Linked DNA regions of Mus musculus: region 2 is linked to region 1. Evidence: chromatin loops called from intact Hi-C (ENCODE). Cell type or tissue: gastrocnemius. All regions are shown on one strand. Each heading gives the region's core, and the rest is flanking DNA. Links, peaks and the distances in the headings are about the cores only.

Region 1 (10,715 bases), core at 1,773-9,772:
CCGCCACCACCACCCCCCAGTCACCCCTAACAAGCATTCCCTCCCTGCTTCCTCACAGACCCAGCCAGAAGAAAGAATCCTGTTGCTCCTCTGAGCACCGTGGGTGCCACCTGGGTGTCTCTGTTAAAGACAATCCAGACTAAGAACGTGCTACAAAAACCCCACGGGATGTTTTATTTATAACTCTTTAAAGGGGGTATCCTTAAAGAGATCACCCTTCACCACAGCAGTCACTGGGTCTGTAAGAGTCAGCCCTGTTACTGCTGACTTCAAACCACACCAGCGACTCCTGAGCTCTGAAAGAGCTCCTGGAAGGACGTGCCAGCATTATGGCTCCAGCTCCTAATGAGCTCAAATAAGCCACACACGTTTCAAATTCATGGGTGTCTCCAGCCAAATCTTCTGGCAGTGAGTTTTTCAAAGATCTTTGAAATTTAGTGGTCACTCAGAGGAGCCTTCCTGGAGAGGCAGAGAGATGCCAGCCAGTTTGGAGTTCTGCAGAGAGGGGAAGTGCTCAGCCTGCCTCTCTCTTCCCAGCTTCACTCCTTTAAGGGGCCAGGCAGCCAGAGCCGCACTGAAGCAAGTCCCTATATCCTCAGCACACTGAGAGTTGGGCTTAGCTATGTATCTTGAACTAGTCAGTGAAATACTGGGTTGAAGCGATGAGATACATAGAATTTACCTCAATTTGATCAAAGCCTGGCACAGGTTGAGTCTGAAGAAGCAGAAGTAAAATAAATACCACAGTGAGCCAAGGACGCTTGGGACTGTTTGTTACAAAGCATCACCATAGCTAAAGCTGACTGCTACAACATCACACATATTTGTTCCTCCCTTCACTAGGATGCCCTTGGGAGCTCAAGGAGGCATGAAAGGGCAGGCAGGGAAGAGGCCTTTGGTGGTGATGGGGCAATCAGCTTCAGGATCGCCCACATTTCTGGAATACAGGAAATGGACCCACAGAAGGCCAGGGTGGAAGATAAGGACCTCAGAGTCACCCAACAACTCTTAGGACAGAGCCCAGTCCCTGAGGTGGCAAACTGCAGCAGGATCACTCAGAGTTGCAGTGAGCAACTGTGCTCCCTGGAGGTGTCTGGGGGCTCAGGCTTCATGTGCGGAAAGCGTCCCACCCAGCACAGACTGGCCCTTCTTCCAAGCTCACGCCAGCCACTGCTCTGCCCTCCTCCATGCCACAGTTTTGACGACTGAGTCACACAAAGTTCTACTTTGTGTTGGAAGCCCAAGCCACACATTCCTCGGTGGTGAATATCAGACATACTTCTCTTTTAGCCAGCTCATAGTCCTACGGTAGAAGCCATCTGGTAGGGAGGGGTGTGTCACAGAAGCATAAGGTGGTTCTAACTCCCTGTCCCCTTATCAAATGACATTACATGGAGCCATAGAGCTAAAACCATTAACAGAGGACTCGTCTCCTCCCCTCAAGGGCACAAGCTATATTTCTTTGACTCCACTTCTACTGTTCATTTTAATCATGGCCACATCAAATTTTGTAACTTGCAGTTGTTCTCATATGCAACCATCCAGCATGTCACCCCACCTCCATCCCCAATACCTGTCAATACCTGTCATTTAGACTGTCCAGAAAGAGCAATGACTCGTGTACCTGGGGGGTGGGGGGTGTTCTAAGAACCGTGACTGCTGTACTTGACTCAGTTTACTATGGGACTTACCAGGAGGAAGAATTCACAAAAGCCTTGCAACTTGGACAGGCTGTGGGCTCTGTCATCCCAGCAAGTGTTTATATGGATACAGTGTATCCATGAGACTGTATCATATTGTAACACCGCATAGATACAATGTCCTGGTATCAGAGCCGGCTTTAAGTTACAATGTGTCATCAGCTGACATTCATCTGGCTGGATGCCCAGACCTGCTAGCTTCCAAGGACTAGAACTCTTGAGCGCAATGCTAGAAATGTGACAAATGCACCCACATCCATTCCCTGGTAGTCTGGGCTTTTAAATGTTCTTCCCCACTCCGCTTTGGGTTTTTTGGGTTTTGTTGGTTGAGGATGTGTCAACATGCACAAAGGGGCACCCATCAAATCAGGATGATGGCTTCTTCTTTACTCTCTTTATTTTTGGAGCCTCAGACTTCTGTCTTGCAGATCTTCCTAAGATAAACAATAGACTATTGTGAAGTATAGGTCCCTAAAACAGAACTTGCTCCTCCAGCTGTATACATTGGCTTCTGCTGTCGAATCCCCCTTCACCCAGCCCTCCCACCTCCCAGCCCCTAGTATTGACTACGAAGTCACTTTTTTAAAGCATCCACATATTAAAGAGAACACACGACATACTCTGGTTTTGTTTGTTTGCTAATTAGAATATGCTTCTCTTGCCCTGCCTAGCTCTTGTTTTGAATATGTGGGGTTTTATCAGGTATTTTAATGCCATCCCTTAAAAAAATTATGAGGGGAGGGGCATATGCACATCATAGCATAAACGCACACGAATGGAAGGCAGAGGAAAGCTACATGTAGTTGGTTCTCAGGGATAAAACTCGGGTCTCCAGGCTTGCCTGCAAGCACACTGTCTGCTAGACTGTCTTACCAGGTTAAGTCTCATCATACAGGGACTGTGAATGTTTACGTACCGAATGTACTAATGTTGTTGATTTGCTTGTACACAGAAAACAAGTATCAAAACATCACATCACACCTCATAAATACATACAATTACCATGTCAATTAAATGATTAAAATAAAATAAAATGGCTCATCAGATCTGAAAAACCCCCCTTTAAAGAGGCAGGAAGCAGACTGATAGACCAGCCGTGTTGACAGCCTATCTTTCTTTATTACACTTTTTACTGTCGTCTTCCTTCCTCATAAAAGGCAAAGCTGGGTACAAAAGGCTCAGGATGGTATGAGATTCAATAGCAAAAGCCAATCCTCTCCCAGTCAATTCAAATTAACAGCTAGCTTCACGCGTAGCAGATGATGTTTGCCGAAACCTGTTCACATCTCACAAAACAAAACAAGACAGGGCCAGCAAGACAGCGAGGCAGATAAAGGCACTTTTCTCAATAGCCTGGCATCCTGAGTTCTAGTCCCAAGATCCACATAGGGAAAGAAGATAATCAACTCCCAACAAATGGCCCTCTGACCTTCACATGTATGTCATAAGATATATTCCCATGCAGCGTGCATGTGCATGTGCGTGTGTGCGCGTGCACACACACACACATACACACACACAGAGCAAGAATAAATAAATGTATTAAAAGGGAAAAATAAAAGCTATGATACTGAGTATATCAATGTAGGTTCTTTTAAATAAGATGTATATAATATATACTATAGTATTATATATTATGCTATATATTATACTATAACCAACTGGAAACATCAACCTCTACTCTCTCTCTCTCTCTCTCTCTCTCTCATATCTATCTTATGCCAAGATGCTGTCTAGCATCAGTAAACAAAAGGGCTTATGTCCGTATTGAGCTCACATGTCAGTGGAAGAGACAGGCTGTGAACAACAAAACGCGTGATGAATTAAGTTACAGTGTATTGGAAGACGGGTGTTATGGAAAGTCACTGAAGCTGGGCAAGGAGCAGGATGTACTTGTGGGCTTGGGCAGGGGTACAGGGGTCGGAGAAGACCTTGCTGAGACAGCGAAAATGAAGAAATGTCTTTGTTTAAAAATGGAATTTTCAAACAAGGTTAAAAATCACAGTTGCCAGATGGATCTACAATGAATGCAGGTCAAAGATATTCTCCTGCTCACTACTGTCTATTAAGTCTACTGTCTACTCACTTCGTCTATTAAGACAAAGGAACTAGGTAGATTTTATAATGGCATCAAAATCTGAATAATAGCCGGGCAGTGGTCACGCATGCCTTTAATCCCAGCACTTGGGAGGCAGAGGCAGGCTGATTTCTGAGTTTAAGGCCAGCCTGAGCTACAGAGTGAGTTCCAGGACAGCCAGGGCTACACAGAGAAACCCTGTCTCAAAAAAAAAAAAATCTGAATAATGGGGCATTTACAGATGAGGAATAGTGAAACAGATAAATGAAGACAAAAAAAAAAGAAAGAAAGAGTGGGAGAGAAACAAAGAAGCATTGTAGACGCGACTGGGTATCTATGGACAAGAATTAGTTCACAGCCAGTCCTCTATAAGAAACAAAGCTGTAAATTAGCTTCCATAAAAATCAGCATAAAACCACCGACCAGTGTCCCCAGGTCCTAGACACTGCTGGCTTGACTAGGGCAGGGTTCTTTTCCACACCTCTAAGGAGTGCCCGTGCATACCCAGAAGGCTACTCGGCAGGTGAGAAGATACTTGAGCATCTTTGTGTTCATCTCTGAGCGTCTGCCCTGCCCTGCCTGCCTGTAGGGTTTTAGGGGTGTCATTCACCTTTCTCTACACGTATGTCCTCACAGGTAAAGTGATGGTGGTGGTATAGAGGATACAGATCCCTGCCTTGCAGGGTTACTATTGAATATTACAAGGTCGCTAATAAACTATCCGGGACAAAGCAAGTACTACTTAAAACACTAGCTGCCTTTACTTCTTAAACAAGGAAAGCTCTTCACAGATGCTGCTGTGACATCAGATGGCCTCCCCCCCACCCCCCCAGCTCAAAAGCATCATTCAGATACTGTATGGACTGTGGGCTTTGTCTTTAGGCAATCAATGGCTTCAATACAGTCAACGACATCCAGGTGAACGTTGAGCCACAGTGTGCTTGTCGGCTTACAAGGTGACTTGGAATGTAACTGTGTACATTGTTAGGACTGTTGTCTGATATCCTTACAGGCAGCACAGCACCTATCCTTCCCGGCTAGCATAAGACAATAATTCCAGAGGCCTCCAACTTGGGCGGGTCAGCAGAGAGCGACCCCTGCTGGCCATGCTGCCCCTGGCCATGCCGTTGCTCCCATGGAACTTGTGTTCCAGGAAAAGGCCAGGGAATCAAGTAGATGAGAACTGTTGCACTGGGCGGAGGAGGATCTAGACTAACAAGTCTGTCTGTGGATGACATAACCCAAGCTGGCTGGTTAGGGCAACAGACAGAGGAAAGAAGTGCAAGGGGGCCACTGGTACTATGAGGAAGAGACATTTTTTGTATACTCCAAGTGAGTATCTTCACTCTGTGTTTTCAACACTCAGCTCTTTACAAATGTAAACCTGAGATTTTTTGTTGTTGTTGTTGTTGTTGTTCTTCCTAATCTTCGTGTGAAAAAAAAAACCCACCTTAGGACAGAACCACAAAGTAAAAGATGGAACAGACTGGCTGCTTTTGCAGCCAGGAGATTGCCTGCTTGAGAAGCGGTCTTTGGACTTCCAGAGGTTCCGTCTCCCTGGCATCCTCCCCTCTGTTTCCTTCCTAACGTGGAGGACATGTTACCTTCCATCTGCCACGAGGTGGCGCCAGATGTCCTCTGAGTTGGCTGCAGACTCATAATCCAGAGCCAGAGATTTGAACTGCTTCTTAGAAATCCAAAACTTCACCACCACCACCACCTTCTTCTTCTTCTTCTTCTTCTTCTTCTTCTTCTTCTTCTTCTTCTTCTTCTTCTTCTTCTTCTTCTTCTTCTTCTTCTTCTTCTTCTTCTTCCTCTTCCTCTTCCTCTTCCTCTTCCTCTTCCTCTTCCTCTTCCTCTTCCTCTTCCTCCTCCTCCTCCTCCTCCTCCTCCTTCTCCTTCTTTTCTTCTACTTTTCTCCTCCCCCTCCTCCTTTTTTTTCCTACTGAACCACACCTGATGCTTCTCTTTGCACGTTATCAGCTTTGCTTCTGGGATTTCACAGAGGTGGCAGTTAAGCAGGTAAAAGGACCTTCTGATTTTCTTTCTTCCTGCTTTGATCTGTGACAGGGTCTCACTATGTAGCCCTAGCTGTCCTGGCACACCCTATGTAGATGGGGGATGACTGGGAACTCACTGAGGTCCACCTGCCTCTGCCTTCTGAGTGCTGGGATTAAAGGTGTGAGCTATCACACCTGCTGTCTGAAAACAAGGGATATTCCTGTGTGAAGGACACACAAAGGAGACACTCAGATAGCATGCTGTCTTTTTCTTAAGATGTGTGTGGATCCAGAAATGGAGGGGGGTGGGGGGAGAAAAAACCAAAACCAAGCTCTTGCTGACATTTCTCCGGGTTGCAGCTCTTTGTCCAATGAGGAAAGGTTCACTGCTATCCACAAACCCACTGAAACCAAGGAACAGGAATACATCTAGGGTCTGCCAGACCCCAGGACGGGCAACTTTTAGGCATGCAAGGGTAATTTGCGAAGTACATGAACACACAACACCAACAAACTCTGAAGTCTTTGTCTTGGGCAGTGGTTGGTTCTCAGCCTTCCTAATGCTGCAACAGTTCCTCATGTCGGTGCTGACACCCATCCATAAAATTACTTTGTTGCTACTTCATAACTGTCATTTTGCTACTGTTGCGAATGGTAATATAAATACGTGTGTTTTCTGACGGCCTTCTGGAAAGGGTCATTCAACCCCCAAAGGGGTCATGACTCCCAGGTTGAGAACCTCTGGTGCATTTTTTTTTTCTGAGATGAGCCTAAGACTATTACAATTTATTTTCAGGAAGCATTTTAGTCATTGCCAGCTGTCACAAGTGAAAAACAAAGGTATGACATCCTTCCAAGGGTCCATGTTCCTCAAAGTTCTTCTCGTGGGGTAACCAATGTCCGTGCTTTCCTTTCTTCTGTAGACAATCTACAGCTTGTTCCTGTCTTTTAAAAGAAACAGAGGAACAGCAAAGAGAAGTGGGCACTGCTCAACCTAGCGATTTATCCTCTAAGACCATGCAAGACACTTTGCCACGTTTTAAAACTGAATCTTCCATCTGAGGAGAGAACTTTTTGGGAGAAATTACTGACCTGATGGCCGCTCAGCCAGAACAGAATTGCAACTGTGTATACAAACTGCCCAGCTCTCCTGGAACTTTGTCATCTGTGGGTAAATCAAAAGCAACTTGACTGGCTTGCTGGTGGCTCACGTACAAGGGTGTTTTCTTTGGAAAACTAAGTGGATGGCTACATTGCCTCCATTGAGATGGCGTCCATGGGTCATTCTACTTCCTCCAACATCCGCAAATTCATCCATTTCCCACCCCACCCCAGCAGGGCACAACCCAGCCCTATCTTATCCTATCTTTTCAGAGCTCTCTAGACAGCCTCTCATGGGTCCTCTTTGATCTCTAACGTGGCAACGTCCCAGAACTTCCTCAAGGTACAAGTTGTACTTTCTGGGCCTGGAGAAAAGGTGAGCCACCTAGAAGATAAATAAATATCTGGCGTCCCAGAAGCACACACCTTCTGTGTACCTCCAAGATGCTAGTCAACTCTAATTGGGATAGCCCGGGGAAAGCTCAGAATACTATCCTGCTTGCTATCTGGCTGCAGCAAAGCTCACGCGAGTACCTTATAATATTGCCTTCTAGGAAACAAGGCTTGCACAAACGTGCTAGGAATTCTTAGCCAGCATCTCATTAGCATCCCCTGCGATTCCAACACAGCACGTGATGGGAAAACAAACACTCACTAAACAAGTGTATAAAGCTACCATTTTTTTTTTAATCTTAAATTCTTTCTGGTGGGATTGAAGTATTTTGGCTTTATGGATGGTTAACAAAAGCTAAAGATCCCAGACATTTTACAGTCGCTCTCTTGGGGGAAAAATAGCATTATCCACCTTTTCCAGTATCTTCTGACCCTCTGAGCTCTCTGTGCACCATTCCCTTCAGCTCTCTAGGTAGCCCGACACACAAAAAAAAAGAACGCAAGGAATCTTCAACGCACACACCTCCATTGTCTTTGTTATTTGAAAACATCAGACCACAATGTGAAGCTAGAGCGAAGAGTGAAGAAAGAAACCAACTAGTCGCTTAGATTTCCCAACAGAGGCAGCAGCCCCTGGGCTGTCTACGGCTACCTCTCTGTGTATCCATAAATCCAGGAGATGGGGTAGAAAACCACAGTGCTTGGGTGGAAAAATCACTCCAGGTAACCAACGGTTCTAAGAAAACCGACCATGTCTTGAAAGCCGAGTCGAGCTGTAGAGCCATAAAGCACAGAGGTTCTTGCATGGTGGGTACAGCCGCCCCACCCCCATCCCACCCCCGCCCCAGAGATGTGGGGCGTGTTTTTCTTTAAACAGAAGGGCCATTCCTTTCCAGACATTTCTGGAAGAGAACCTGGCCATTTACTTTCTATGCGATTGTTTTTATTGTCCAGGCTCTCCCCGCGACTCTTATTTCTGGCTGGCGGCACAGCCCCCATCCGAGGGTTCTCAGACTTTGCTAGCGCTGAGCTTCCTCTTCTTCTGCAGGTTGCAGGCAGGAAACTGGAAAATGGGCCACAGGAAACCTGGCCCTCCCACATCTGTCCCACTTTGTAACTGCAGCTCTGGTTTCATTCGGTCTGTGTGTCAGTTCTATTTTAACCCTTGACACGACGGCCGGCCGGGCTGCTCTCTGAAAGAACACCCATGGGCTTGTGGCTTAGAAGGCCCCCTTGGATTTGGGCTTCTCCCAAGCAATCGATCCCATGAATCCAATCAAGCCTCCAGTGAAAATTCAAGATGATTTCCTAACACCAGACACAACCCAAGTCATTCTGGGTAAAGAGATTTACAGGCTGCCTGATGAATTTTACCTTGCCAGGCTTTGATGCCTAACAGGAAAGGGGGCTGTGAATATCCACCTCATCAAATAGCCAGCCTCATCGGAAGGCTGGTCCAAGTCACGGTTCCTCACAGCATCAGGACCTACTAGGTGGAAGGGCATGAAATTACTGTTCTTATGGCTCAAAACTGTTAAACAGCAACAAGCTCATATATTCCACCTAAGACATATAATCACACATCTAAAAATGTGAGTACACACATCACCCCAACCACAGGGAAGGATCTTCCTTGTGTATTGGACCCATGGACCATTTTGGGGACTCCTTGGGGGAAAATATTCTGTATATGTCTATTTATATAGATATAAACATGTGTATGTTGGAACATATCACATCAATAGGGTTTGTAAAGCTCTACAGGAAATCTCTAAGTTCCAAAACAAGATTCCAGGTCTGGGGTGCTGCAGAGATGGCTCAGCAGTTAAGAGCACTGGCTGCTCTGGCAGAAGATCCGGGTTCAATTCCCAGTACCCACAATGGCAGCTCACACCTGTCTCTAACTCCAGTTCCAACTGATCTGACACCCTCACACTGGCATATAAGCAGGCAAAACACCAATGTACATAAAATAAAAGTAAATAAATCGTTTTAAAAGAAAAAGAGTCCTAGTCTGAGAAACCCCTCTCTACATTCTCCACCTCTGCCAATGCTGAGATTTCAGGGGCTTCTCCAGAAAAAGGCTAAACCCCAAACTTTCACCCCTATAGCAGCCTTCCCTTTAAATGCTAATATTCAGTGGTCATTCATGCATCATTGAGTTTATTGCATTGAGTATGCATGTCAAGTTTACACTCTCGGCCATCCTCAGCCACTGTGAAGCCGTGCCTTAAAAACATGAAGACAAATATGTGTGGACCCAGTAATCAGAACAGACAGACCCCCAATATATCTGCTCTCAGGAATATCTGCTCTCAAGTCCAGGTCCCTAATCACACTGTACATTGTCACGCTGGCATGGCAATTCTCAACATGTGGGCCACAGCCTCTTTAACAAGGGGTCACCTAAGACCATCAAAAAACACAAATATTTACATTATGATTCTTAACGGTAGCAAAAGCACTAGGAAGTAGCAACAAAAATGATCTTGTGGTTGCTGGTGGCTGCAACATGAGGAGCTGTATTAAAGGGTCGCAGCGTTAGGGAGGCTGACAGCCGCTGGAATAGAAGCCTGCTTCCTACACCTCTCTGTGGCCAAGACGGGAGTTAGCCAAAAGACAAAGTGACATTCTCAGCAGGATCAAGTCAGGAAGTGTCCTTGATTTCTGACCTTACCACTCTGTGACTCCAGGCACTTGGACTGGGTTCTGTTTGCTCAATCTGAGCTGGGCCTACTGGCACATGGAAGTAGAGGCAGGCAGATCTCAGTGAGTTCCAGCCTGGTCTACAGAGTGAGTTCTGGGACAGCCTATGCTACACAGAGATCCTATCTCAAAAACTAAAATTAAATTAAATTAGTACAAGACATTTTGCCACATTTCTTTTGGCCAGTTCCCTCAGTGAACAGAGGTAGAAATAGACAGACAGACAGATTGATTATTGATGGCGAGGGATAGAGAGACAGAGAGAAAGACAGACATGCCAGTTTCACCCAAGAGGATTTTTGTTGTTGTTGTTGTTTAATGGGGTATTGAATCTAGGAGTCGCACTGGACCAACAACTGTTGATAGCTCTGTTCACTTTTTAAATTTTTGAGTCAAAATCTGAGTAAGGTGCAGGCTGATCCTGAATTCTCTACAGACTCTGAGTTGACCTTGAACTTGCAAGGTTCAAGTTTGTACCTGTCACAGCCTTCTGAGTAGCTGGGATTTCAGGCCTGTGTCACCAGGCCTAGCTTGAGGTTGGCTCTTAATGGAAAACTCAGCACATAAGCCTCTGTGAATTCCAGAACTCAGACATGGAGGGACTGGTCCTTTTATTTGACGTGTGGACGCAAGGATTATGGAACCTGAAGACGGAAGTGGAAACCTATCCCCCACCGGACCCCCCATGGACGTTTGCATAGTACTCAGAAATGATTCCTGAGAATTGTTCCTTCTGGG
Region 2 (10,715 bases), core at 1,153-9,152, 240 kb before region 1:
ATGTGGTAAGCAATTTCTAGCATTCTCCTGAGCTGTAGAAATAGCCCAGCAGGGTATGCATTCGCCTGCTCCCTTAGCTAGGGACTGCTAACACCTAACAGATCAGAATTAATCCAGGCAGGATAAAAACAAACGGAAGAAACTATCAGTGACCAAATTATGTACATCAGCTTGGTGACAGAACAGAAGCAGATCCGAGCATGGCTGTAAACGCTGTGTTCTGCACGGTTTTCCCAGCCAATGGGCTAAGGGGACGCTGACACCCAAGCTATAGTCCTCGTACCAAGCTGTGCATCCTGGGGAAGGGTTTTGTCGGCCTAAAGAAAGAGGTATGCTTTTCTAATTTTCACCAAGGCTACATTTGCTGACAAGTGGGAACCATGTTCCATAGGGAGAATATTCGTTTAAAATTATACTGAGATTCCATGCCAGCCAATGGGAGCCCCTGCTGCCTTGTCAAGTATTTGGTCTAAAAGATGTACCCCCAAAATGGGGAAAACAAATATATCAAATCAGTCTGAAGGCAGAGAAGGGTCAAGATAAACATATAATAGGTGCAGTGGAGTCTAAAACTGAGCAGGGAAGAAAGGAGCTTCCATGTGAAAGCAAACGGAGGGAAGGAAGATGCTGGAAGCTGAGTAGAAGAGGGCAGCAAGGGCTAGGGAGATGGGTCCATGGGTATAGTGCTGGCTACACAAGCATGGGTGTTAGCATTCTGTCTAAACTCCACCCCACAGTTTCCTGGCAATAGCCAGGTAGGCCTGACCCACTATGAAGGAGGCTCCTTGCCCCCCCCTTGCCTCTTGCTCTCTTGCTCTCCCCCTCCCCATCCCCTTCCCTCTCTCCACGTGGTCATGGCAGGCCTCTCCCCCCCTCTCTCTCTGCCATTCTTTGCCTCTACTTCCCTCCTAACTCCTCTCCCCATGCCCTGAATAGACTCAATTCTATACTATATCATCTTGTGGCTGGTCCCTCAGGGGGAAGGGATGCCTCGGCATGGGCCAGCTGAGACATCCCCCCACCCCCATACCTCACCACACCCCATAGAACATATCCCTATATCTCTTTATCTTTTTATAAATACATTAGTGGGTACCTGAGTTTGGGTCCCCAAACCCCAGGTAAAGCCAGGCACAGTGGCTCACATCTGTAATCTTAGTGTTGCTATGGCAATATGGGAGGCTGAGACAGACAAGTCTCTGGAACCTTGTCAACCAACTAGCCTGGAGTAAGCAACAGCGGACAAGAGATGCTCTCTGAAACAAAGTGAAAAGCGAGAGCCAAGACCTTGCCAAAGGTTGTCCTCTGACCTCCACATGTAGTCACACACACACACACACACACACACACACACACACACACACACACACACACACCACAAAAGAATAAGGAATAAAAAGAGCAAAGAAAGCCCAAGCTGGCAGTGCAAGAGTCAAGGAGAGAACTCACAGGCAACATAGAGAAAAAAACGCCACAAAACCGACAAAATGGAATAGCCAAGAAGAAAATGTCTTCAGATAAAGCCAGGAGTTTCTTGGCTTTGCTTCTTTCCAGTTCTTTGGCTGGTCTGTTGCCTTGAGACATCTAACAGAGAGAGGGTTTGATAAGCTGTACTTCAAATGCTGAAGCCATCCACCTTAGAGAGCCACATACCTCCCCGTGGATGCCATCCTGACAGTCATAGTGGCACTGGCAGACGGCAGTGTAGAGAGTGGCTCTCCATGTCAGGTACCTGATGGACAGGAGCGGGACAGAGGACTCCATGCACATGCTGGCCCACAGCAGGAACTCCAAGGCCTGGGAAGTAGAAAGCACAACTGAATGGTTTCTCATCTCTTACACCAGCCATAGTGATATTTCTCAGAACCATCAACGTCTACACTTTGAGCTCAGGTTATTGGTTATTCCCATCAATGACCATAAACAAACAAACAAACAAAAGGCCAGCTAGTCCTTAGAATATGCTTGTCTCCAGCTTCTCTGTGCAGGGATTATAGGAATAATTCTATATAGAACCAGTGCCTGGCTTCTTTATAAATGTGGGTTCAGGAAACCAAACTCCGGAGTTCATGATTGTAAAGCAAGCACTTACCAAGAGCCTATCTCCCTGCCCCCTGAATTTTTGTTTTTAATTTAAGTTGAGAGAGCCCCAAATCTCAGAGTAGCTGTTATAGAGCCTTTATTGTTCTAGAATAGTTCCTTAAGAGGCCTATGAGCTGAGCTCATTTTCAGCAATATTCTTCAAGTGTAAGCTCTGGTCTAGGAACAACTCAAAGTTGCTAGCTGGTCTGTGGAAGCGAGCGCTGTGTTGTTTTTGGTTTAGGAGGACCAGGAAAATGGAAAAGGCTGGAACAGTCAGACTGAAATAAATTTAGGCTGCATTCACATCTCAGTGTCTCTCCAGACCTCAATCGTCTCATCTGTACAATGGGTACTTTAATACAGCCCAGCCATGCTGCTCTGGAGCAAGAACCAGTGTGAATGATGGGCTGGGGTAGTGTTCAATACTCTGTTAAGTACTTGTCATAGTCAGGGCTCCTATTGCTAGGATCAGACACCATGACCTAAAGTGAGTTGGGGAAGAAAGGGTTTCTTTGGCTTACCCTTCCACACTGTAGTCCATCACTGAAAGAAGTCAACTCAAGCAGGCCAGGAACCCGGAGGCAGGAGCTGATGCAGAGGTCACGGAGAGGTGCTGCTTACTAGCTTGCTCTCCACAACTTGATCAGCCTGCTTTCTTATAGAACCCTGGACCACTAGCCCAGGGTGGCCCTATCCACAATGTCTGCACCACCCCCGCCCCCGTATCAATCGCTAATTAAGAAAATGCCTTAGAGGCTTGCCTACAGCCCAGTCCTATGGAGACTTTTTCTCAATTGAGATTTCCTCCTCGCCTTCGACTCTAGCCTGTGTCAAGGTGACATAAAACTACTCGGCAGAATGCTCCGGAAATGGCAACAGCAGAGCCCAGCATAGGAAAGCTGACCAGAGTCCTGGATCCTCAAGTCACGACAACTTTGGACAGCAGAGCAAAACGTCTCTGCCCGTGAGAAAATGTGGCTTCAATAACTAAAGAATAATTTCTTCAGTGGATCAATGACCAGCCTTGAAAGGGGACTGCATCCAAAAGGCCCCATGGCTTTGTGGATGGAGCAAACCCATCAGGTTCATGTGGTGTTTAATAGTGAAAACTGAGAAAGACAGAAGTAACAGTCAGGCCCGGCTGCTGGCTGTGGAGGCTCAGAAGAGGAAAGAGCAGAATTTTCCCCTGTCTAGTTAGTTTCTATTCCAGAGGAAAAGAAACTACTGGATGTAGATGAGGATTTAACAGCAGTGTGCAAATCTGCTCTACCATCCACGGGCAGGAACTTAAGCTCCTTCCACTAGACTGGGGAGCCTGTGAGTCATCCTCATATCGTAACCATATTGTAATCATATGGTAACCTCATATCACCTGGCAAGTAGTGGGCACACGGAAAATGCTTGTTGACTAGCAAACAGACCTTCACTAAAGGGGTAGCTCACCAAGCTGGCTATGGAAATACTTCAGGCGATCATTGAAGTGGTAGGGCTCGAGGCTCCCCTAACTTTCTTCCCACGGACACCACCAGCACCAGACATCCCTACCAAGAGTTCCTATCCCGGTAACAAGAAACCATGGCAGCATAGGGCGATTTTTAACACGAGAAAATGACAACTTCATAATCTAAACTAAAATCCACCTAAATAGGCTTCCGGCGCGCAGTCCTAGCTAGGTCTTCTGGGAAAGTGCCAAGCAATGCACAACTCACTTCCAAACACAGGCGTCCAAGGACCTGAAAATACCCAAGCAGCCTGTGCTCCCCGCTAGATCTGTCTCCGAGATAAATTTTCCGGGTCCCTGTAGAACTCTTCCAACTTCATCTCCCTCATCCAGCACGGCTAGTGTTCAGAGGCTTTTCTCTAGGGTGTCTGGGTGGCCACAGTGAGGAGATTCAGGCCCAGTTCTGAAGACAGGCCACTGCCAAGTCAGTGGGGCCGTGGTGGTACCTTCTGCCACTGCGGCCCAGGTTGTTGGTTTACCTTGCCAGCATCAGCAGAACCTCCTATTCCCTCGCACCCACTGCCCCACAACAACCCTGTTTCGGGATCATCGTGGTTCAGAGGCTATGGTGTAAAAGTCTGTGTAAATACCCTCTTCAAATCAACAGGCCTTTGCAAAAATCCCTCAAAGCTTCCGCAGCAAGAAAGAAAAATCGCGTTTCAAACTAAAGTCAGCTTCTCTTCATCGTTACACTGGGGTTTGAGAGAGAGAGAGAGAGAGAGAGAGAGAGAGAGAGAGAGAGAGAGAGAGAGAGAGAGAGAGAGAGAGAGCCCTGAGAGTATATTGCCATTGCCAGAAGGGACCTTAAGTTAAATCTAACCTAATCTGACTCAGAGTCTGAACTGTTTCTGAAAGAGGTGAACTGGGGCTGGAATTCAAGTCTTTGAACTGCTAAGTGCAGCATTCTTTCCACCACTCAGCGAAGCTTTGACAAAGGAGAGGAGTGTGCCAAAACCCACCGGAAAACCTGCTTTCAAGTCTGGAGATGAAAAGCCACTGGGGGGAGAAGCGGGGGGCAAGTAACATTTTTTTCTCTAACCCTAAAGGCAAGAAATAATTATTTTTATTAATAAAGTAGATGTACTAAAACAGGACAATTTTCTTCACAGGAAAATCAAACTTCAAAGAGCTAAAAATCTAGATGGATCTAAAATCATGGACCTCACAAAAGCTTGCTTCAGGTGTCAGCAGGGGGGAAAAAAAACAATAAACTAACTCGGCCACAGGGTGGCAGTGTAGCCTCGTGTATCACAGGTTCATGTCAGGAGCCATTTCAAGGTTGACTTGAGATTTAAGTAATAATACGGGAGTGGCTTAACGGCTGTGTGAGCCAAATACTTCACCAGAAAGCAAAGCATAAGTCCATACTGTTGCTAGTGTCTTCTTTAACGTTTGTTGAGTCCCAGACTGCCCCTTACGATGCCTCAGAAGATCCAAAGCAAAGGTGTCTCTTGATTGTTAGCGGGAGTACTGCTTAGGCATGTACTGGTGAGTGCTTTAGTGGCTTCTGTCTGAAGAAAAGCCCTTCATCAGTCTTGGTCTTTGGGATTTTAGAGAAAAAAAAAAAAAGATCTGTCCCTCCACACGGTTCCTCCATTGGAGTAGGTAAACCAGAATAAGACAGGCAAGCCAGGAGCCGATTTAGTGACTGGATAGGCATTGCTCTTTAGTTGTGTGGTGGTTCTTGTGACTGTGGCCTCAGAACGCTGCAATCTACACCGGTAATTGTGAGCAAGCTCGGTTTTCTTAGCCTCTGCATCCTCAGCTGAAAGTTTAGTGAAAACGGTGTCCTTGTTAAAGTGTTGGTATGAGGATCAAGTGAGAAGATTCATGAAAGTACTTAGCAGAATACATGGGATGTGGGTGAACTATGGTCCATATGGTGGTGGTGGTAGTGATGGTTGTGAGAAGAAGGGGGAGGAGGAGGAGGAAAGAGGAGAAGTGAGGAGGAGGAGGAGTGAGGAGGAGGAGTGAGGAGGAGGAGGAATGAGGAGGAGGAGGAGGAGTGAGGAGGAGGAGTGAGGAGGAGGAGAAGTGAGGAGGAGGAGGAGTGAGGAGGAGGAGGAATGAGGAGGAGGAGGAGTGAGGAGGAGGAGTGAGGAGGAGGAGAAGTGAGGAGGAGGAGGAGTGAGGAGGAGGAGTGAGGAGGAGGAGGAGTGAGGAGGAGGAGGAGTGAGGAGGAGGAGTGAGGAGGAGGAATGAGGAGGAGGAGGAGTGAGGAGGAGTAGGGGGTAGGAGGAGGAGTGAGGAGGAGGAGGAGTGAGGAGGAGGAGTGAGGAGGAGGAGGAGGAGGAGGATATCACTGCCTGGTAGTAGTAGTACTGATGATCTCTACCTCAAAAGACTATAGTGAGGATTGCTATGCATGCCAAACCCTTCCACAATACTCAGAATGTTGCAGGGTTTGCAGCAATAATGAGGGGCAGCCATAATGCCTGGTTTCTACATTACTAGAAGATTAAGTCAGCCAAGAATGACACCGAGAGTACTGGGTAACTAGTACTATTTCTGTCTCATGCAGTTACAGACTTGAACTCAGGGACTGGAAAAATGGTAAAGTGTCATGCAAGCACAATGACCTGAGCTCACTCCTCAGCACCCATCAAAGAGCCAGGCACGGTGGTATGTGTCTTTAAGTCCTGTACTGGGAGGAGAGAGAAACAGACTGGAGGTTCTGATGATACGGGCAAGGTAAACCAACAACCTTGGCCTCGGTGGCAGAAAGCACCACCAAGGTGACACAGGGCTGACTTGGCAGTGATATGTCTTCACAACTGGACCTGAATCACCCCCACGCCCAGAACCAAATGGTGCAAGTTCTGTGAGAGAGAGAGTTCCTGTCTCAAAAACCAAAATGAAGATCAACTGTGGATGGTACCTGACATCAACTTCTGGCCTATAAACATTCATACATGTGTACACGCCCACAGAGATGCACACACATTCATATATGTATAGACACACACATTCATCTGTGGTAATCACACACACAGACACATTCACACATGTGTATACATACCCGTACTAAATGAATAAAAATATTTTTTTAAAAAACAGGCAAGCTTTATCAAGTCAAAGTTCCCTAGAGCTGGTAGGTAGGCTTCCTGTGTGGTGGGGTCTCCAGGGCTTATGTCCATTAAGTGGAGTTACCCATGTGTAGCCTCAGATAAGCTATGTGAAGATACTGTGTGGAGACTTGGGAATTTCTGGGTGGAAAAAAGTCTTAATTCCCTTGAAGCTTGCCACAGGGAACAAATGAGTAGCGCCTAATAAATGAGTAGATCCTTAGGTGACAGCTGTAGAACCCCTAAATCCTTGCAGGCGGCATTGCCCCAAACCCCTTCCCACAGGCTGGGGGCTACTCAACTATCCTCTTCTACCATGTACTTTGTCAGAGACAAACTCAAGTCCCATGAGGCTGGGAGAAGAGATGTTTGGTATGGATTATAAATGAATTATTTTAAGAGGACTATCACATTGATTTAAAATCCTCTTGATATTAACAACGGCCAACACTAACAACCAATTGCTAATACAGACAGATGTGCCCTTCAAAGCTCTTGACATGCAAACTCTAGAGCAGACCAAGCCATGGCAGCTCTGTGGAGCGGTATTTGTTAACACAGCAACTGTGAAATCTTTTTTAGGATCTCAACAGCAACTAAAGGCAGCATGGGCGGCAGAATCTACAGAGCAGCTTATTATTATATGTGGGACAGCCTCACTTCTGTTTAATTTGTACTCAAAACGCTGGCCCAGAATTTGTTCAAGTTATTATTAGTAATAGTCTTTGTTTTTATTTTTTTTTTCATTTGAGGAACCAAACAGAAAGCAAACATACAATAAATGTTATCCACAAAGCATGCAAATATCATGCCTTCTATTTTTATTTTTAAGTGTCGTTAGCACTAAGATACATGCCTAATTCTGATGAAATATAAAAAGCATTGTTTCTCCAAAGCATTTGACCACTCAGGGAAAGACTCATAAGGACACAATGTCTCCCATGCCAACAGCAATTCCAGCAGGTCTCCGTGAGAGTATAGTTGCCCTTCCTGGCCTATGTTCCAATGCCTGGAAAATGAATGCAGGGAATAAACATGTCTTCTGACAACAAACATGCCATGACAGTGGCTTCCTCGTGCTAAAGCGGCTCAGTGAGTCCCAGGAAGGGAGGATCGTGTAAGTTGGAGTCTCTGGGCCTAGCAGATGGCTGAGCCAACAGAGTGCCTGCCTTGGAAGCATGACAACCTGAGTCTGGGCCCCAGAACCCACGGGAAGGGCCAGCCCTGGTGGTGCGTGCTTCATATCTTTTTTTTTCAGGTTCTTTTTTTTTTTTTCCATTTTTTATTAGGTATTTAACTCATTTACATTTCCAATGCTATACCAAAAGTCCCCCATATCCACCCACCCCCACTCCCCTGCCCACCCACTCCCACTCCCCCTTTTTGGCCCTGGTGTTCCCCTGTACTGGGGCATATAAAGTTTGCAAGTCCAATGGGCCTCTCTTTCCAGTGATGGCCGACTAGGCCATCTTTTGATATATATGCAGCTAGAGTCAAGAGCTCCGGGGTACTGGTTAGCTCATAATGTTGTTCCACCTATAGGGTTGCAGATCCCTTTAGCTCCTTGGCTATTTTCTCTGGCTCCTCCATTGGGAGCCCTATGATCCATCCATTAGCTGACTGTGAGCATCCACTTCTGTGTTTGCTGGGCCCCGGCATAGTCTCACAAGAGACAGCTACATCTGCGTCCTTTCAATAAAATCTTGCTAGTGTATGCAATGGTGTCAGCGTTTGGATGCTGATTATGGGGTGGATCCCTGGATATGGCAGTCTCTACATGGTCCATCCTTTCATCTCAGCTCCAAACTCCGTCTCTGTAACTCCTTCCATGGGTGTTTTGTTCCCAAATCTAAGGAGGGGCATAGTGTCCACACTTCAGTCTTCATTCTTCTTGAGTTTCATGTGTTTAGCAAATTATATCTTATATCTTGGGTATCCTAGGTTTGGGGCTAATATCCACTTATCAGTGAGTACATATTGTGTGAGTTTCTTTGTGAATGTGTTACCTCACTCAGGATGATGCCCTCCAGGTCCATCCATTTGGCTAGGAATTTCATAAATTCATTCTTTTTAATAGCTGAGTAGTACTCCATTGTGTAGATGTACCACATTTTCTGTATCCATTCCTCTGTTGAGGGGCATCTAGGTTCTTTCCAGCTTCTGGCTATTATAAATAAGGCTGCTATGAACATAGTGGAGCATGTGTCCTTCTTACCTGTTGGGGCATCTTCTGGATATATGCCCAGGAGAGGTATTGCTGGATCCTCCGGTAGTACTATGTCCAGTTTTCTGAGGAACCGCCAGACTGATTTCCAGAGTGGTTGTACAAGCCTGCACTCCCACCAACAATGGAGGAGTGTTCCTCTTTCTCCACATCCTCGCCAGCATCTGCTGTCACCTGAATTTTTGATCTTAGCCATTCTGACTGGTGTGAGGTGGAATCTCAGGGTTGTTTTGATTTGCATTTCCCTGATGATTAAGGATGTTGAACATTTTTTCAAGTGCTTCTCTGCCATTCGGTATTCCTCAGGTGAGAATTCTTTGTTCAGTTCTGAGCCCCATTTTTTAATGGGGTTATTTGATTTTCTGAAGTCCACCTTCTTGAGTTCTTTATATATGTTGGATATTAGTCCCCTATCTGATTTAGGATAGGTAAAGATCCTTTCCCAATCTGTTGGTGGTCTTTTTGTCTTATTGACGGTGTCTTTTGCCTTGCAGAAACTTTGGAGTTTCATTAGGTCCCATTTGTCAATTCTCGATCTTACAGCACAAGCCATTGCTGTTCTGTTCAGGAATTTTTCCCCTGTGCCCATATCTTCAAGGCTTTTCCCCACTTTCTCCTCTATAAGTTTCAGTGTCTCTGGTTTTATGTGAAGTTCCTTGATCCACTTAGATTTGACCTTAGTACAAGGAGATAAGTATGGATCGATTCGCATTCTTCTACACGATAACAACCAGTTGTGCCAGCACCAATTGTTGAAAATGCTGTCTTTCTTCCACTGGATGGTTTTAGCTCCCTTGTCGAAGATCAAGTGACCATAGGTGTGTGGGTTCATTTCTGGATCTTCAATTCTATTCCATTGGTCTACTTGTCTGTCTCTATACCAGTACCATGCAGTTTTTATCACAATTGCTCTGTAGTAAAGCTTTAGGTCTGGCATGGTGATTCCGCCAGAAGTTCTTTTATCCTTGAGAAGACTTTTTGCTATCCTAGGTTTTTTGTTATTCCAGACAAATTTGCAAATTGCTCCTTCCAATTCGTTGAAGAATTGAGTTGGAATTTTGATGGGGATTGCATTGAATCTGTAGATTGCTTTTGGCAAGATAGCCATTTTTACAATGTTGATCCTGCCAATCCATGAGCATGGGAGATCTTTCCATCTTCTGAGATCTTCCTTAATTTCTTTCTTCAGAGATTTGAAGTTTTTATCATACAGATCTTTCACTTCCTTAGTTAGAGTCACGCCAAGATATTTTATATTATTTGTGACTATTGAGAAGGGTGTTGTTTCCCTAATTTCTTTCTCAGCCTGTTTATTCTTTGTATAGAGAAAGGCCATTGACTTGTTTGAGTTTATTTTATATCCAGCTACTTCACCGAAGCTGTTTATCAGGTTTAGGAGTTCTCTGGTAGAATTTTTAGGGTCACTTATATATACTATCATATCATCTGCAAAAAGTGATATTTTGACTTCCTCTTTTCCAATTTGTATCCCCTTGATCTCCTTTTGTTGTCGAATTGCTCTGGCTAATACTTCAAGTACTATGTTGAAAAGGTAGGGAGAAAGTGGGCAGCCTTGTCTAGTCCCTGATTTTAGTGGGATTGCTTCCAGCTTCTCTCCATTTACTTTGATGTTGGCTACTGGTTTGCTGTAGATTGCTTTTATCATGTTTAGGTATGGGCCTTGAATTCCTGATCTTTCCAAGACTTTTATCATGAATGGGTGTTGGATCTTGTCAAATGCTTTTTCTGCATCTAACGAGATGATCATGTGGTTTTTGTCTTTGAGTTTGTTTATATAATGGATTACATTGATGGATTTTCGTATATTAAACCATCCCTGCAT

Evidence for each region. A loop is a pair of places that touch in the nucleus more often than their neighbours do. Peaks named below come from ENCODE experiments on the same cell type or tissue, not always from the same donor. Only the 100,000 strongest peaks of a DNase experiment are listed, where the experiment ranks them.
Region 2: it touches region 1 in a loop (2.3-fold over the local background); 2 of 42 quality-filtered maps call a loop at or near these places.

Annotation. Positions count from the first base shown.
Region 1 is chr10:93,286,661-93,297,375 of GRCm38, forward strand. The region is part of intron 1 of Elk3 (ELK3, member of ETS oncogene family); the gene reads right to left. It overlaps Gm32551 (a long non-coding RNA gene), which reads left to right. Exons shown (of 2, transcript XR_871953.3): 2 at 1-2,805. Among named protein-coding and RNA genes, the nearest start is that of Gm32551, 7.0 kb to the left of the region's middle. In gastrocnemius, for the core only: CTCF peaks have their summits at 4,878 (motif pointing left) and 5,405 (motif pointing right); DNase peaks (open chromatin) are centred at 1,886, 4,881 and 5,400; H3K4me3 peaks cover 2,290 bases; H3K27ac peaks cover 7,363 bases.
Region 2 is chr10:93,046,281-93,056,995 of GRCm38, forward strand. It overlaps Cfap54 (cilia and flagella associated protein 54), which reads right to left. Exons shown (of 68, transcript NM_001347060.2): 6 at 1,654-1,797. Among named protein-coding and RNA genes, the nearest start is that of Gm40739, 23 kb to the right of the region's middle. In gastrocnemius, for the core only: a CTCF peak has its summit at 4,793 (motif pointing right); DNase peaks (open chromatin) are centred at 4,530, 4,817 and 7,822; H3K4me3 peaks cover 508 bases; H3K27ac peaks cover 668 bases.